Regions from separate parts of the Homo sapiens genome. Here region 2 is linked to region 1. Evidence: read pairs that join two places in POLR2A ChIA-PET (ENCODE). Cell type or tissue: OCI-LY7. All regions are shown on one strand. Links, peaks and the distances in the headings refer to the core of each region. The heading gives the core; the rest is flanking DNA.

The links. ChIA-PET counts read pairs that join two places held together with the same protein. Peaks named below come from ENCODE experiments on the same cell type or tissue, not always from the same donor. Only the 100,000 strongest peaks of a DNase experiment are listed, where the experiment ranks them.
Region 2: POLR2A ChIA-PET joins it to region 1 with 13 read pairs; 3 of 35 experiments call an interaction of 5 or more read pairs at or near these places.

The regions. Positions count from the first base shown.
Region 1 is chr3:122,966,600-122,975,344 of GRCh38, forward strand. The region is part of intron 1 of SEMA5B (semaphorin 5B); the gene reads right to left. Among named protein-coding and RNA genes, the nearest start is that of SEMA5B, 57 kb to the right of the region's middle. RefSeq lists enhancers at 7,876-8,640, 8,641-8,745, 8,731-8,745. In OCI-LY7, for the core only: no CTCF peak of the experiment used is centred there; no DNase peak of the experiment used is centred there.
Region 2 is chr3:123,062,771-123,071,515 of GRCh38, forward strand. It overlaps PDIA5 (protein disulfide isomerase family A member 5), which reads left to right and starts at 4,255. Exons shown (of 17, transcript NM_006810.4): 1 at 4,255-4,436. The coding sequence starts at 4,395. RefSeq lists a silencer at 4,310-4,549. In OCI-LY7, for the core only: no CTCF peak of the experiment used is centred there; DNase peaks (open chromatin) are centred at 4,231, 4,721 and 5,041; H3K4me3 peaks cover 1,681 bases.

The DNA.
Region 1 (8,745 bases), core at 1,535-6,534:
GCTGGAGTGCAGTGGCGTGATCTCAGCTCACTGCAAGCTCCGCCTCCTGGGTTCACGCCATTCTCCTGCCTCAGCCTCCCAAGTAGCTGGGACTACAGGCCCCCGCCACCGCGCCCAGCTAATTTTTTGTTTGCATTTTTAGTAGAGACGGGGTTTCACCATGTTAGCCAGGATGGTTTCGATCTCCTGACCTCGTGATCTGCCCGCCTCGGCCTCCCAAAGTGCTGGAATTACAGGCGTGAGCCACCACACCCGGCCTATTACTATTATTATTATTATTATTATTATTATTATTATTATTAGAGATGGAGTTTCACTCTTGTGGCCCAGGCTGGAATGCAATGGTGCTATCTTGGCTCAACACAACCTCTGCCTCCTGGGTTCAAGCGATTCTCCTGCCTCAGCCTCCTGAGTAGCTGGGATTGCAGGCGCCCGCCACCACATCCGGTTAATTTTGTATTTTTAGTAGAGACGGGGGTTTCTCCATGTTGGTCAGGCTGATCTTGAACCCCCGACCTCAGGTGATCTGCCTGACTCGGCCTCCCAAAGTGCTGGGATTACAGGCGTGAGCCACTGTGCCCAGCCTTAAGAATGTTTATTATAATAAGCCTTTAAATGTGACAAATCTTGGAAGAATTATCGCAGCAATTATTCACTTTTGAATGTAATCTTGTAGATTTTAGGGTGGTGAAGGACCTTAGATTTCCTCCTCCTAACTACCCCCACACGACTTCTAAACTATCTTCAGAAGTAAGCAAGGATCTTCTCGAGTTGAATTAACGTGGCATTTCCTAGGAGAGAAAGAGTAGCAGGTGCTGTTGGTGCCTGCCCCATTTGTGGGTGGGTGCACCCATCCAGACTGGCTGTTAATGGTTCACACCTGCAACCTTCTCCAGAGGCCTGCCCTTAACCCAGTGCAGACTCCTGGAGACTACAACCCTCACCACCATTCCAAAGCTCTTGGGTAATCACCAGCTGACAGAGGAGTATAGGAGCCCAGCCCCCACATCTCCAGGTGCAATGGATTCTGTGGTGCCATTCATGCTCCAGGGCTCCTCGTGGGATCATGAGATCGTGGGATCATGTAGCCTTGGCCTCATCCTGTGCTCTACCCTGGTTCTTCTGGAGGACACTACCTGCTCAGTCACTTGCTCAAGAATCTCTGCTCAGGCTTTGCTTCTTCCAGGGAAACCTGGCCTGAGATAGGCCCTTAGGCCCTTTCTGCCTTCCCAGAGGAGGACTGAGAAGGAGGTAGGGGAAGAAGTAGGCTGGTGTCAAGACTAAGCTCTGCAGACTTCTCTTTTGGCCCAGGGCTCTGCCCTCTCACTCACTCTGCGTGCACAAGAGACCATGCACCGGGCCCAGCCCTCAGCCCGCCCAAGGACTGCAGCCTTGACCAGAGCTAGCACGTGTTCCACGCTCTCCTGACCTCCCCGGCTACCACCTTCTCTCCAGAAAATGTGCAGATCCGCTCCAAGGCCCAGCAACACTTTCCCAGAAAACTGTAAATCCAAAAATCAATTGGTCTTCATGTCACCACATTATCAGAATTGGGCCCCCAGGATGGTTTAGGCTCAGAGACTCACAGAGTATTAGTGTAAAAAGGGCCTTGGGAGGTGATGTAGCTACCTCCTTCACAGTTTAATTTGGATTATACTTCTGCATCTATGCCACTCCTCTCTCATTATAATTGCGATAATTATGGTCTGCTTTATTCTCCTCTGGACCATTTACACAGGTGAAGAGACAGAAATTCATGGATGCAAATCACCAACCCCAGGCTCTTTTTTCAGGGTTTGCCTCCCTAGAGGCAATGAACCTGAGTCAGAGAGGGACGGTCGCCTTGGGGGTGACCTAGTAGCGGGATAGGATGGGGATCCAGCCCCAAGGTGCTGTGCCTCTTAGATTGGAAGGGTGGGAGAAGCAGCTGTTTGCACTATATGTATCCTACTCCAACGCCCGCCCCAACACTACTGGAAATACATTTCTTTCCAGTAGAAATGAAAGGGCAGTGGAAATCAGGTCAGTTTGGATCTTCCTATGGTTAATAATGTCTCTGTGGGCATCTGAGGTCATCCTGTCCATCCTCCAGGCACCAGGCAAGACACTTCCTCCTTCAGTCCAGGGTAGCTTTACTCCAGCCACATCTCTTGGTGACCTCAGCTGGGTTTGGTACCCATCACTGTCAGGACATTCTTACATCTTTTCTGCCACATGAGCCAACATTCAAGGGTCCTAATAAAGGCTATGGGCCATAAGTCTTGGGGCAGGTCATTTTCTCTCTTTGGGGATCCCCTCTTTTGAGCATTCTAACATCTTCTGTTCACTTACCAATGCTTACGTCTGACTCAATTTTTCTCACCAATGATCCCCAACTTGTGAAATCCCAGATACCAGGACTTCTGGTGAAAATACATGGGTTCTGTGCTCGAATAATTTTAATTATATCTAAGCTTTCTCCTGTTCTTTTTTCTATGACAGACAGTGTGCTAATTATTTTTCAAATGTGATCTCATTTCATCCTCACCATATGGCTATAAAATAAGCTTTACTGCCTCTTTTCAGATGAGGAAACTGAGGCTCAGAGAGGTTGGGTGGCCTGTCCAAAGTCACACCAGAAGTGGCAGAGCCGGATCTGCTCTCAGATCTCTTTGATGCCAAAGCGCATGCTTTTAGTCAGCCTGCTTCCCACCTCCTTCCAGGGATGCTTTGGAGACAGATTCACCAGGAAGGAAGGTGAAGGTGCTCTCTCCTGGCTGTGGGGGCACAGAGAAGGGATACCACCCAGGTCTCCTCCTGATTCCCTGTATCCAAAGCTGAGTCCAGCCCAGTTCCTCTCCCACTGCCCAGAGCTTCCTCCCTGCGTCCTATCCCGTGCTGTGTCCTGGATGCATTTTCTTTCTCTCTCCTGGTCAGTATGCCTGCTACTGCCAGGGCCTCTGATCGTAATTCTCTATTCCAGTGTCTCCAATGAGAGCTCCCAGCTCCACTCCCATTCTGCTCCACCTCATGGACATCACAGCCCCTAGGTCACTCCAGCCTTCCTGGCACCCACCTGCATTGATATTTCTGTGTCCCACTCACTGCTGCGGGTGTTGAAGTCACTGGCCCCTTCTGCTTTCCCAAGTTCCCTGACGCAGGGAAAGTCACTGCTTATTAGTTTGTGCCAACAGCGGGGGTGGCAGAGAGCAGCGAGGCAGATAATCTGAGGTAGTGGGGAATGTAAGAATCATCTCTATTTGGCTGTGGAAGGTATTTTTGGACTTACAGTTGAATGTGGGTGTGTGTTATGTGCTGGGAATTCACAACACTTCAAGCCAAATACTGAAGCTCAACCAGCAGGACCTGGCTGCTGGTTTCAGGAATTAGAAAGCTGTCCACCCTGTTCCTATTTCCTGCAGAGTTGGGTGGCTCCGTGTCTCGGCTGATGTTCAGGACCAGCTGAAGCAGAACTGCTACTTCTCTAGGGCTCAGAAACCACACTTGCCCCTGACCTAGAGCCCGGGCTGCAAATATGGGTGCCCACAGCAGGTGGGCAGCCAAGTGAGGCCAGCTGGTGTCACACAAAACGGAATGGCAGAGCCAGGACTGTGAACCCCTTCAGGAGGGCACCATCACTTCTCAGGGACAGCTGCTCCTCAGCTCCAGCTGATGACAGAGGCCAAACAAAACACATCTATGAAAGAATTTGGCCCTCTGACAACTGGATTGCAGTCTCCAGCCTCGTGGTTCTCACACTAATGTGCATCAGAATTGCCTGGAGGGCTTGTTACAACCGATTGTTGGGCCCCTTCTCCAGAGTTTCTCATTCAGTCAATCTAGGGTGGAGCCCAAGATTTTGCAATTCTAGCAAGTTCCCAGGTGATGCTTACGGTCTAGGGACCGCACTTTGGGAACCACTGCTATAGCCCAGCAGCTAGAGAATAAGAGAGCTTCCCACCTCCTTACCTTTTAGTATTTGCAAGCCTCTTTTTGGTGTCAGCTCAAGAGGTAATCATGTCCTTTAGAAGTTAAAAGTCAGAAGAAAGGGTGAGACACATCTATTAAATGGCAAATATTTCATGAACATCTCGTTTAATCATCACAGCCTTCCTGCAAGGTAGGTATTATTGCCCCTACTTTACTGCTGAGGATCTAAGGCACAGAGATGTTCATGACTTGCCCAAGGTCGCACAGCTAGGAAGGACAATTCTGGGACGGAAATCTACATCAGCCTAACTCCAGTGCCCATGCTTTTCCCAAATCATCAAACTGCCCAGAGAAACAGGGCCTCTTTGCAAAATATACCCTCTTTCTGGGGGTTGAGCAGAATAGCCTTCCCTTTAGGGACCCTTCTAAGTTTGTCCATCAGGGGCATTTCACAGGAAGGGCTGGATCAAGAGCCAGAAGGCTTGGAGAGGGGAGAGTCTTTTGCCTCCTTCCAAAGGGAATGATCAATAAAGACCTGGTCCTGGAGCACTACCCAGTGGCCTATAATTCCCAGGAGACAGGAGGGCTGACCCTGGGGCAGCATAGTGCCCTGGAAGTGCCAGGCCTGAGGAAGTCACTCCTGAACAAACCACCTTAGTCCTTGGGAATACATCAGAGCAGGATGGGAGAATTATCTGGTTAATGTCTGCAAACTGGTGGCAGGAACCATGTCTGTTTTGCTCAGTGCTATATCCCTAGCTGCTAACCCAGCACCAGTCACATAAGAGACGCTGAATTATTTGTTGAATGAGAGAATGACTGAATGGTGGAACAAAGTGCAAGGAATCTTTGCTCTTAACCAAAGGGACTATGGGAATCTTTGCTCTTAGCCAAAGGCACTAATGTGCCCACTCATGGTTGAAAGTGTAGACACTCATAAAGCAGCCAGCCTTGAGAAGGGAGATGTGGCAGGTGATAATTCTGCTTCAGGTAATTGATCGGAAATGTTTTCCAAATCCATCATGGGGCATGAAGCAAAGATATTAACAGGTCTGCCAAGAGCCAGCAAGAATAAGGTCTTATTTACCTCTGGATCCTCAGCCCGTGTCTATTGAATGAATGAAAGTGAGTCTCTCCTCCTGAATGCCCAGTGGGGAAGGTGTTCACACACTTATTGCTGCATGGGTGCTGGTGGGCCTCTGCCCAAGGAGCCTTCCCCAAGGCTTTCTGGAAGGCAGGTGCGGCACGGTGAGAAGAGCATGGACTTGGAATGGGAAGCCATGGTGCAAGCCCTGATGTCAGCCACTCCTGAACTCGTCAATAGACATGATTCCAGTGGGAGCAACAGGCACCGTGTTCTGCATCCTTGGGCCCCGCTGCCTCCCTTCTCTTTGAAACAGAGAGAATAATGATAGCAACAACAACAGCAATCATAACAACTTCTTCACAGACTTGTGAAGGTGAGATACTTGTGCACTGAGAGCGGAACAAGCACTCAACAAACGCTTGTTGTCCACATGGATCCGCTGATCGATCCACCATGGCTGGGTCACTTCTCCAGTGTGGAGAGTTTTGAGGAGTCCCTCACTGCTCCAGGTAGGAAGCTCTGCCACTACCTGACTTACTTTTCCTCTTGCTGCAACTTAAACCCTCTTACTCCACTGTCTGTGGTGACAAGGAATAGGCCGACAGTTGGTGAAAGCTCTCTCTAACACTGGTCTCCCCTGCTTTTCCAGGAAAGTAGCAGAAACAGACTTTTTGGAGTCAGGAACTAATGTTATGGAGAGTGTGCAGTGACTTAAGATGTATCTAAATCAGTGCAACTCCAAGCCACATGGTAACACAAATGGTTCTGCTGCCCATGTATAAAGCATGCCAGCCCTTTTCCCTGGCATGTGGCACACTCCAGATCTCTCCCCTCATCCAGTTATGTGTGTGCAAAACTCAGCCTGGATCAGTCACCCTTGAAATATGAGTCAAATAAAATTAAAATTAAAAATTGTTCTTGAATCACACCCTGTTTTGCATTATCTGTGCTATTATTTGACTTTACTCAGCCCTTTAACCACTGGCTCCAGATGATCCCACAGATGTAACTGGGCCAGCACTGGGGAGAGAGACCCCCACCTGAGTCGGTAAGAGCTGTTGGGATGCTGCGCTGGGTGCAGCATAGGTGACCAGCAGAAAGGTAGTGTCAGGAATCATGCAAATCCCCTTCATGTGGATGGGTCCTTGCTACTCTTCACAACCACGATGCCATCAGATTCCCTGTGAAGTCTGCAGAAGGCTTGTCATGGCTCCCATTTAACTGATGAGAAGCCAGAGGCCCTGAGAGCAGCTACAGATCCAAATGCTCAGAGTGGGAAGTTAGCCCAGGTCTGCCTTCCCACCCCGCAGCCTATCCAGGCTCCCAGAAACACTCTTATTCCCCAAGTCAAGCCGTGATGGCTCACACTGGATAAGGTCCCCAGCCACTGGGAGCTGGGAGCCTGGAAACTGTGGGAGAACCCCTACAGATTAATGACAGGTCATTCAGAGTGTCTATACACCTTGTTTTGGAAATCTAAGAGGTAACCATAGTTAGATCCCAAGGTCTCCAGAAAAATCACTCATAATACTCTCTTTGGGGAGTGGGCAGTATTGAGACTGGGGCAGGAAAGAGAAATGATGGACTATCATCCCAGTCTGAGCCCCTGACTCCAGCCTGTGTTCAGGCTATGTTTATGTCCTTCTCTCCCTTTACACCCCTAGCTTCTAGTCTAGGTGCCAAGTGGCCCTGGGCCTCTAGTGCCCTGAGGAGAGGCAGCCAATGAGCTGCTAACCCAGAGGACATAAGCTAGTCCAACTCAGCCTCTGCCATGTGACCAGCCAAAAGCAGAACCTCAAACCCCCACCCCAAGATGAGTGGGGTCCAGCCTGGCGGGCAGTGGAGGGTGCCGCAGTCTGCTCCCTTTCCTCTTTTAGAGAGGAAAAAAGAAAATGAGTGAGGAGGGGTGGAACGTCAACAGAGACCAGAAGGGAATAAAGAACACTGAGGCCAGTTCATCTGTGAAGGTCGTGAAATGGACAGAGTTTTGTTCCTTTTGGTTTATGTTATCGCAGTTATGATGGTGTTTGTGCAGTAAGTGAAACAGTGAAGGGAAAGTGTCTGGGGTCTGTGTTGGAGCTGAACGATGCTGCAAACTTGGGGGGTTGTAGATTCCCAAGGAGGGCAGGCAATGTGGAGCCTCCCTGTCCCACTCTGGGAATCTGCAACCCACCAAGTGTGGAGCCCAGGACAGAGGGGCAGAGGTATGGGAGTGGGGAAGGGCAGAGAGGGAGGAGAAGGTAGGGAGAAATTCCTTAAACCCTTTCAGGATTTCCTTCTGGAGGGCTGTGAGTCTTCTTCACCAGGCCCAATACCTGGTACTCTGGGTCCTGCCAGCTCAGATGCCTGAACTTCCAGAACATAATTGTGTTCCAGCTCAGCAGGGCACAGCCTCGGGCCGTCTAGGAGCAGGCTGCCGTTCCCCGAATGTACACCCTGTCAGTGCCCAGATCCATCTGGAGAGCAAATGGCTGGCTGAGGGGAGAGAGAGCCCAGGCACACCACCCCCCATCTGCTCCCGCCATGTGACACATGCTTGCAGGCGGGGAGGGAGAAGCCGGCAGGTGGTTGGCTGATGTAGAGTGGAGGCTGGGAGAAAGAACAAGGACCAGCACAAACCCACTGTCCAGCCCTGGCCAGAAGCATTTCTGGGAACTGCTCCCAGCCCTACTCCCATTGCCAGGTGAGCCCCCTCGCTCCTGCACACACACAGGTGAAAGACAGGTCTGAGTGAAGGCCAGGCCTGGGACTCCACCACCACTACTGCCCCAGACATAGGAATGTGTACGTGGGTGCACACTCGCCTGCGCACATGCCTGAGATCCAGATCATTCCTTCAAAGCTTCTTTGCAGGTGCAATGATGCAGCCTCACTGCTGCCCCAGCCCTGAGCACCTACAAGGCAGCTGACTGGTCCTTCTGGGTTTGGGTATATGGGTTGGGGAGAGTGAGGCAGGGACACGTGCCTGAGGACTTCTCAGGTGGATGGTGTCCAGGAGCTGAGCAGGCCATGGGGCTTGGTTGTGGGCAGAATAGAGAGTTCCAGCCCTGGGCCAGGGGGTGGGAAGAGAAGGGGAGGGGGGTCTTTAAGAGAAGCACAGTGAGCTCTTTCTGATCTGGTATAAACGAAGCCCTTCTTGGAGACAGAAAGATGGTCAAGGGCTGACAAAACCCTTCCAGTGCTTAATGAATGTCTCTCTTTAAACCTGGCCATTGGTGCCAAGCCCCTTAAGTTCCATATTCATAGAGCTCAGTTATAATAAGAATAACAGCTAACAGGCTTACTATTTGCAGGACTTTATCTATGACTCACCCTGCAGGCCCAGCCCCCACCCCCAGCTCTCCTTTTCCACAATGGAACTGGAATAGAGTTATCTTCATAGAGGCCTGTTGGAGGAGCATCTGAAATGCAAGAATTCTGGGGAGGGAGCCTGGAAGTGTCCTCTGCTCAGGCCCACAAGGACAGCAGAGAAATGGAAGGGAGTGGGAAACCGTGTCATTTTCTTACCAGAAGACTTAGTCAAGTGCTCACAGGTGTGGTCTGCAGGCAGACGTGGGCAGCACCAGACAAGGAGAGATGGAGGGTGGGCCCTGGGTCCAGGGGTGAGGAGCAGTGGAGTAAGGAGAGGCACAGCTGATCCCCTGCCTGCCAGGAGAGCTGCCGCTGCTGGCTGGCGGGAAAGGAGTGTGATGGATGCTCCCCTGTCCAGCTGCGCCTCAGCCTTGGCAGAGGAAGGAAGGACGATGAGC
Region 2 (8,745 bases), core at 1,270-6,269, 96 kb after region 1:
AGGAACTTTTAGCCAGTCTTGAACTTCGAAGATACAAGAGCTACAAGGAATCCTGAAGATTAGCTGATTCACACCACCCTTCAATGTTCAGACTTAAGAAAAAGACTGAGAGATAGTGTATATAAAGCGTAAAATCTTAGTATCTAGTTTAGAAAATAAATCAATTCAGCTGGAATAATAAATTAATTTCAACACATCTTAAATGTCATGTAACTATCATTGAATCAAGATACAGGCTGGGCATGGTAGCTCATATCTGTAATCCCAGCACTTTGGGAGGCCAAGGCAGGCAGATCAGTTGAGCCCAGGAGTTCAAGACCAGCCTGGGCAACATAGCAAAACCCCGTCTCTACTAAAAATACACAATTAGCCCGGTGTGGTGGTGTGAGCCTGAGGTCCCAGCTACTCGGACGGCTGAGGTGGAAGGATGACTTGAGTCTAGGAGATGGAGGTTACAGTGAGTGAGATTGCATCACTGCACTCCAGCCTGGGTGGCAGAGTGAGCCTGTCTCAAAACAGAGAAACAAAAAAGCAAGATGCAGAGCATTTCCAGTACCTGGAAGGTTTGCTCATGCTTTCCCCACAGTCCGTCTCTATTCCTCATCCACTTGTTTTCTTTTATCGAACAGGCAGATTGTACTTGCCTGTTCTTGAACTTCAGATAAATGGAATCATACAGTACATATTATTTTGTGTCTGGCTACTTTTGCTCAACATCAGGGTTTTGAGATTCATCCACGTTGTTGCATATTATCAGGAGTTTGTTCTCTCTCTCTCTCTCTCTGTCTCTCTTTTTTGCAGAATATGCTATCGCTAATTTATCTACTCTCCTGTTCTGACAGTTGGGTTGTTTCCAGTTTGGGCTACTGTATCAGTTTGTTAGGGCTGCCGTAACAGACCACCATAGGCTGGGTGGCTTAAATGACAGAGGTTGTTTTTTATTATTATTATTATTCTGAAAGCTAGAAATCCACGATCAAGCTTTTGGCAGGGTTGATTTCTTCTGAGGGCCTCTCTCCTTGGCGTGTCACTGGCCATTCTGTCTTCTCTCTGTGTCCTCACATGGTCTTTCCTCTGTATATGTGTCCTACTGTCCTCTTTTTGTAAGGATACCAGCCATATGGGATTAGGGTCCACCACAATGACCTCATTTAACCTTAATTACCTCTTCAAAGGCTCTAAGTACGGTCATATTCTGATGTAGTAAGGGTTAGTTAGGACTTCAACATATGAATTTGGGGGGGACACAAGTCCATAACAGCTTCTGTGAATAAAGCTGCCATGAACATTTTGGCTCAGATTTTGTACATGTACAGTTGTCCAAAGTAGGTGAGCCAATTTACACTCCCACAGCAATGCGTGAGTGTTCCAGTAGCTCTGCATCCTCACCAACTGCTTCATTTGACAGATGAGAAACAGAGACCCACAGAGAGGGGTGCAAATCTCACTTTCCCATGTGCAGGTCATAAGTTCGAGGTTGCAGAGCAGAGCATGCCAAGGAAGCCCTGTCCCCAAACTGCTTTAGGAATTTCTGACACTTCCCAACACATTACTTAGCTCAATCATTCAGTCATTCATCAAAAAGAACAGTGAGAACCATCTGTGGCTCCGTCCTGTGCTAGGTCCTGGAAGCAAGGTGATGAACAGAGGGACAGGAAACTGACATTCAGGTTGGAGCAAGAGACAATGAACACAAGGACTCAGTAAGTCTTGTGGGTTTTGGTAGGTGCTGGGCAAAGAAGCAACAGAACCTAAGCAGAAGTTGAGATAGAGAAAAAGGAGCTTGGCAGTGGGGAGGGTAAACTCACCTGTAGATGGGCTGCTCTGAAGGGCATCTCTGAGAGGGGATAGATAGGAGAACCCTGAAGGATACAAAGGCGCCAGCCAGACAAAGGCCAAGGAAATTGCCAAGGCAAAGAGAATGGGAGGAGCACAAGCCCTGAGGCAGGAGCAGCTCTGGAGAGGGGAGGGGTGAGGAAATGATGGTCTGTGTAACTGGACCCAGTGGACAGGGGTTGTGGGAGGCAGGAGATGAGGTCTACCGGGCGGGCGAGGGCCTAGACCATGCAGGGCTTGCAGGTCTTGGGAAGAGTTTGGATTTTATTCTAAGGGTAATGGGAAACCACTGGAGGGTTTCAGGGGAGGGGCAAGCAAGATCCAACTGACATTAACATATGGATGGCATGGGGGAGAAGCAGGCACACTCTTTCAGAAACTGTTACCCTTCCCTAGGTGATAGTCACTTAGACTTGGGAGGTGGCAGGAGAGATATATTCTGGAGGTAAAATTGACAGGATGTGGTGAGGGGTTGGATGGGCCTGTTGTGAATAGGAAGCGAGTAATGGATAACTTCTAAGTTTTGAGCTTTGACTCTCCTGACAGAAGGCAAGGACCTTTCAGCTATAACTTACCAACCTCTGACTGTGCTGTTCTCTTGTTCATCTCACTACTGGATATCTTGAGCCTCAGGACATAGTAAGTGTTCAATAAACATTCTTGAATGTATGAACTGACTGCATGCAAGAATGCTTTAGCACAGCAGGGCCCAACCTTTTTGTCACCAGGGACCGGTTTTGTGGAAGACAAGTTTTCCACAGATGGTGGGGGGACAGGGGATGGTTTTGGGATGAAACTGTTCTATCTCGGATCATCAGGCATTAGATTCTCATAAGGCACCCACAACCTAGATTTCTTGAATGTGCAGTTCACAATAGAGTTCACACTCCTATGAGAATCTAATGCCACCACTGATCTGACAGGAGGCAGAGCTCAGGTGGTAATGCTCGCTGGCCCACAGCTTGCCTCCTGGTTCCTAACAGGCCACAGACTGTCCAGAGGCCCAGCGTTTGGGGACCCCTGCTTTAGCACAGGGAATGGGTTCAATAAAGAGTTTTTTTCTTTTGAAAATTTTTACTCAGGTAAAATTCACATAACATCAATTAACCATTTTAAAGTGTACAGTTTAGTGGCATTTAGTACCTTCACAATGTTGTGGAACCATCATCTCCATCTAGTTCCAAAATGTTTTATCACTCCCAAAGGAGTCCCTATACTCATTAAGCAGTCATTCCCCATTCCTTCCTCCCCACCCCCACTACTATGCTTTCTGTCTCTGTGGATTTACCTATTCTAAATATTTCATAAGATGTAATCACATCATATGTGACTTTTTGTGTCTGGCTTCTTTCATTAGCATACATTTCTGAGATTCATTCATTGTAGAATGTATTAGCATTTTATTCTCTCCCCCCCACCTTTTTTTTTTTTTTTTTTTTTGAGACAGGGTCTCACCCTGTGGCCTAGGCTGGGGTGCAGTGGCATGATCTTGGCTCACTGCAGTCTCCATATCCCAGGTTCAAGCAATCCTCCCGCCTTAGCCTCCCAAGTAGTTGGAACTACAGTCCCTTGCCACCACACCAGCTATTTTATTTTATTTTATTTTTATTTTTAGCAGAGATGAGGTCTTGCTATGTTGCCCAGGCTGGTTTCAAACTCCTAGTCTTACACGATTCTGCTGCCTCAGCTTTCCAAAGTGTTGGGATTACAGTCATGAGCTGCCCTGCTGGGCCACTTTATTCCTTTTAATGGCTAAATAACATTCCATTAGATGGATGTATCACACTTTGTTTACCCATTCATCCTTTGACAGACGTTAGAGTTGTTTCTACCTTTTGGTTATTGTAAATAGTGTTGCTGTGAACACTGGTGTACGTGCATTTGTCTGAATACCTGTTTTCAATTCTTTTGGGTATTAGCCTAAGGGTGGAATTGCTGGTCATATAGTAATCTATGTTTAACTTTTTGAGGAACCACCAGATTGTTTTCCAACAGCTCAATAATGTTTTACTGAAGTTAAATAGAATAAGCAGGAGGGAGTCTGGGAGGCAGGGATGAGGGCTTTTCCTGTCCTTCACAGGCAGCCCTGGACTCTGCCATTTACCGGCTGTGTGATCTGGATCAACGTACTTAAATTCCCTGCGCTGCCTCCTAATCCTCAAAGTGGAGAAAATAAAACCTAATTTCTGTGAGCTGCGTGAGATACTGTTTCTGAAGCTCCAGGCACAGAGTAAGCCCCCGCTCATTAATTGCCTTCCCTTACTCCCTGACCTTGCCTTTTCGCACTTCACTCGCTGCCACGTGGCCTCGGAGCCCAGTCCGCACCCGCAGCCCCCAGCTGAGCCAGGCTGCAGACTACAACTCCCAGCGAGCACTTCTTCCCGGCCGCCTCTCCCCAGCTGCTGCGCATGCTTTGGCAGACGTGGCACCGGGAACTCGGAGGCGGGGAGCGGCTGGGAAGTGGCCGTGGTGGTTGGCCGCGGTGGAGCTAGCAGGCGGGCGGGCGGGAGCGGGCGCCGGAGTGGAGAAAGGAGCCAGCGGTGGGCAGCGCTGCTGGGATGGCGCGGGCCGGGCCGGCGTGGCTGCTGCTGGCAATCTGGGTGAGACTGTGGGGCAGGGATCCGGGCCGGGCCAGCACGTGTGTCCCGCGTGCCCTTCTGCGCTCTCTGCTCCAGCCCTCTGCGGAACGTGCGGGGAGCTGCCCCGGGGCACCGGGATGAGGGCGTGCATGCCAGGCAGGCGGGCACTGGGTGCTACGCGGGAGACAGCGGGCGTCCCGGTGCCCTCGCCGCCAAGCGCTCCCGGACGCAGGGGCAGGAGGCAGCTGTGGGGCGCCGGGAGATCCCTGGCAGGGTGCTTACGCCACGGCCACAACTTTGCGGGGATGCAGGTCGGGGCACAGCCGGTCGGGCAGGACGCCGGCGGGCTGCGGGGTGAGCTCCGCTCCAGACTCCGAGCCCTGCACCTGTGTGAGTGCGGGGTGGGATGGGGGTGCTTACTACCTGCACTGCCGGAAACCTTGGTTTAGGGCCACCTTGTTCTTGGCTTCGGCCCCAGGCGTCTGGGAAACTGCGGGCCACCACCTGGGCCTCCGCCCACAGGCCAGGCTCGGTGGGCTGGGTGGGGTCGACGTAGCCCGCCCCGGCGGAGGAGCTGCTCCTACACCCAACTGAGGCGGGCTCGAGCCTCAGCCACTTTCTAGCTGTGTGACGCGGCGGTTCATTTAATGTATCTGAGCTAGTTTCCTCATGCATGATATAGAAAGGCAAAGCTACCCCCATAGGGTGGTTCTGAGAGTCGGATGAGGTCTCAGTGGAGGAAGCTGTGTAAACTGCAAAATCTTACAAAAGTGGAAAAGGAGTGGACTCCAAGAGTAGTTTGCTACACTTGGTGGGGGGGACTCCAGGCATCCCTGAGAGAGGTCGGAATGGGTGTGCCTGCCGGCCCAGGTCTGGGGTTTGGCCTTCGTTTCGCTGTGGGTGTGTGATGAGATATTGTGGCCTCCTTCCCCATCTTTTCCATAACTTATGCGCTCCCTTATTTTAGGACCATCCTGGTCCTTTTCCCCTGAAGTTCCAGGGAACTTCCTGTTCCTGGCACCCTCCCCCCAACCCAGATTTTCCCGTTCTTTTCCATTTGGGTGTGGCAAGGACACTGGGCAAATGGGAGGAGAAAAGTGTGGGTTGAGTTGCTTGAAACACTTCCATCTCCCAATACCCTGGCCTTTTGGATCACCAGTGAGGAGTGGCCTGGTACTCTCTGGTTGGAAGTGGGTGGGGAAAGAAGCCCCCTGTTCTCTTCGGTCTGTGTTCTCCCTCTTGGGGAGAACCAGGCTGGAGTGGGGCAGTGTCACTTAATTGCGTCTGGGTTTGTTGAATGCTGGTTTGCCATCAGTTCCCTGGAGCCAGTTGGTCTGGGCGGGTCTCTGGGCCAGGAGGAGGGAGCTATCTCCTGAAACGCCCCCCATCGGTCTTTGCACTTGGGCTGAGTAGGAGGTCCTGCTTTCCTCCCTTTCCCCTCCCTTTTGTGAAAACAAACGGCTTGAGAATCTGAAATTTCATTCGGCAGACATTTATTTGTCAATCACATTGTTTGGATTGATATTTTGCCCTCCACTGGGTTAGATTTTGGGCGGAGAGCAAAACACACATTGTACCTGCCGTCTGGTGTTGCCCTGGATTGGGCAAAGGAGTCAGTCCTGTGAGCAAATAATGACAGAACTGCAAGTGCTGTGACCTTAAGTACTAGTATCCTTCACTGAACCGGAGCCATACGTTGATTTAAAGGGAGGTCAGCCATGGCTTTCCTGAGGTGGTAGGGTTGAACAGAGTCTGAAAGATGTGTGGTAGTTAGCTAGGCAGTGGAGGGCTGCAGGTCCCCTTCACCAGGAGGTGCGGAAGAGCAGGTAGGTTTGCTGAAAGCACTAGAACCTGGGAGTCCTGAGCAAGCAATTTCTATCTTCTCCTTTCCCTAAGCCCTAGAGTTGGCTTAGCGGGTAGGAGGTGGAGGGAGCATGCCAACAGGAGCAGTGGTGAGTGATTGCTGGACAGCGCGTTGGGTCTTTGTAAATTTAAATGCTGTATCTATCTGATAAGTGCTCCCCAGGTTCCTGGAAGCCGGTTGGGTTTCTTTGTTCACTCAATATTTACTGAGGGCTGATATGTGCACAGGACTGGGCTGTGACCTGAAGGGTATAAAGGCATCTGCAGGGATTCGTGTACAGGGATATACACCCACCACATTTTTTACAATAGCAAAATGTGGAAATGGGTTAAATGCTCAATAATAGTGGCATGGTTAAATAATATCTGGCCTTGTCCATATCATGGAAAGTGATATTTATCTTTTTCAGTTTGGCCTGCTATAAGAAATATCCCATAGACTGGTGGTGTAGAACAATTGAAATGTATTTTTCACAGTTCTGCAGACCAAAAGTCCGAAATCAGGGTGCCAGCATGGTTGAATTCTAGTGAGGACCCTCCTCCAGAAGACTCTTGACTTCTCACTGTATTCTCATATGATAGAAAGAAGACTAGACAGTTCTCTTGGGTCCCTTTTTCAAGGGCACTAATCCTATTCATGAGCGATCCACCCTCATGACCTAATTACGTACCAAGGGCCCCACCTCCTAACACCACCACTTTGGGGGTTAGGATTTTAACATATGAATTTTCAGGGGAATGACAGAAATACTCAGTCCTGGCCGGGCACAGTTGCTCACACCTGTAATCCCAGCAGTTTGGGAGGCTGAGGCGGGTGGATCACCTGAGGTCAGGAGTTCGAGACCAGCCTGGCCAACATGGTGAAACCCCGTCTCTACTAAAAATACAAAAATTAGCCAAGCATGGTAGCGGGCGCCTGTAGTCCCAGCTACTCAGAAGGCTGAGGCAGGAGAATCGCTTGAACCCAGGAGGCAGAGGGTGCAGTGGGCTGAGATCGCGCCACTGCACTCCAGCCTGGGGGATGGAGCAAGACTCCATCTCAAAAAAAAAAAAAAAGAAGAAGAAGAAGAAGAAATATTCAGTCCATTGCAATGTTTATAAAGAATATTTTTATTTACCAGAATATTATGTTTATTATGAAAACATTTTATGATGTTTATGAAGAATATCTAAGGATGTGGAAAAATGCCCAAGTGTGATAAGTAAGGGAAAAGCAGGATGTAAAACCAAATCTGAGGGTGGCTGAAGTTACATGTATGAAGAATTAGTGCATCAAAATGTTAACAGTCATTGTTCTGGAAGGTGGAGTTGTGATGACTTCTGCTTCTTTGCTTATGCTTTTCTGTGGATTCCAAGTTTTTCACATGAATATGTATTAGTTTATAATCAGAAAAGTTAATAAAGATTTTTTAAAATGTTGCTTTGGGAACCCTTAGCCTTCCAAAAGAATACTGGGGAGGAAGGTGTCACTGTCAAACACGTGGGACAGGTTAGTTCCAAGAGCTTCCAGGCTGGGTGTCTGTGCCCTCAGAGGCTATGGGTGGCGGTGCCCTCCCTGCCAAGTGCTCCTGGACACAGGGGCAGGAGGTAGCCCTAGGGCACAGGGCGATCCCTGCCGAGCCATGCTGCCCTGCTCCCATCCCTGCGCTGACTGCCTGCTTTCCTGCTGTCCAGCTCAGCTCATCCCTGCAGCTGACTCTTCTCTAGGGCCGTCCATGCTGATTGTCCTGTTGGCTCCATCCAGCCTGTAGGATGGAGAAACGTCGAGCTGGAGTGAACTCTAGGTCTCCTAGCTCAGTGGTTCTCAAGCATTGGGCCAAGGACTGAAGCTGGGCTGGGATAGAGTTTTCTGGTCTGCAGTCAAACTGGAAAAAAAAAATGGTGTATTTTTTTGTTTGTTTGTTTTTCATGAATGCAAATGTTTTCAGTTTAAAAAGTTGTCAATTTTTCTGACATGACGATATTTTGAGGGGGAGGGGGTTACAGCATCCCTTTGAAAAATGAGGCTGGTTGTAGTATATTGTGATTTCTTTTTAAAAGCCCTTTCTTGATAAAATTTATTTTTAATAATATAAAATCCATTTTATATTTAAAAATATATATATTCTGCTGATCTGTGAGATTCAGAACTGATCTAACTCAGCCTTCTCCTTTTATAGGAGAATAGCGAGGCTTAGGGAGGGAAGGGACTCACTCAAGGCCACCCAGTTAGTGAAGGCAGAGCTGGGAGAAGAGCCAGATCTGCTGAATGTAAATCGGGTTCTTCCCACTCATCCATCTCCCGCCTGCTTCTCTGCCTCTGCCCCTGATGGTCGCTTGAAGCTCAGACCCTGGAGGACAGTGGGTGGAGGTGCAGGAGGCAGATGTTTGTTCCTGGCATCTCCTGTAGAGCTTTTAAGGTACACTTATTTAGGTTCTGTACTTCTCTGGGACGATTATATATTTAATAGGCTTTTGTGGGTTGGCC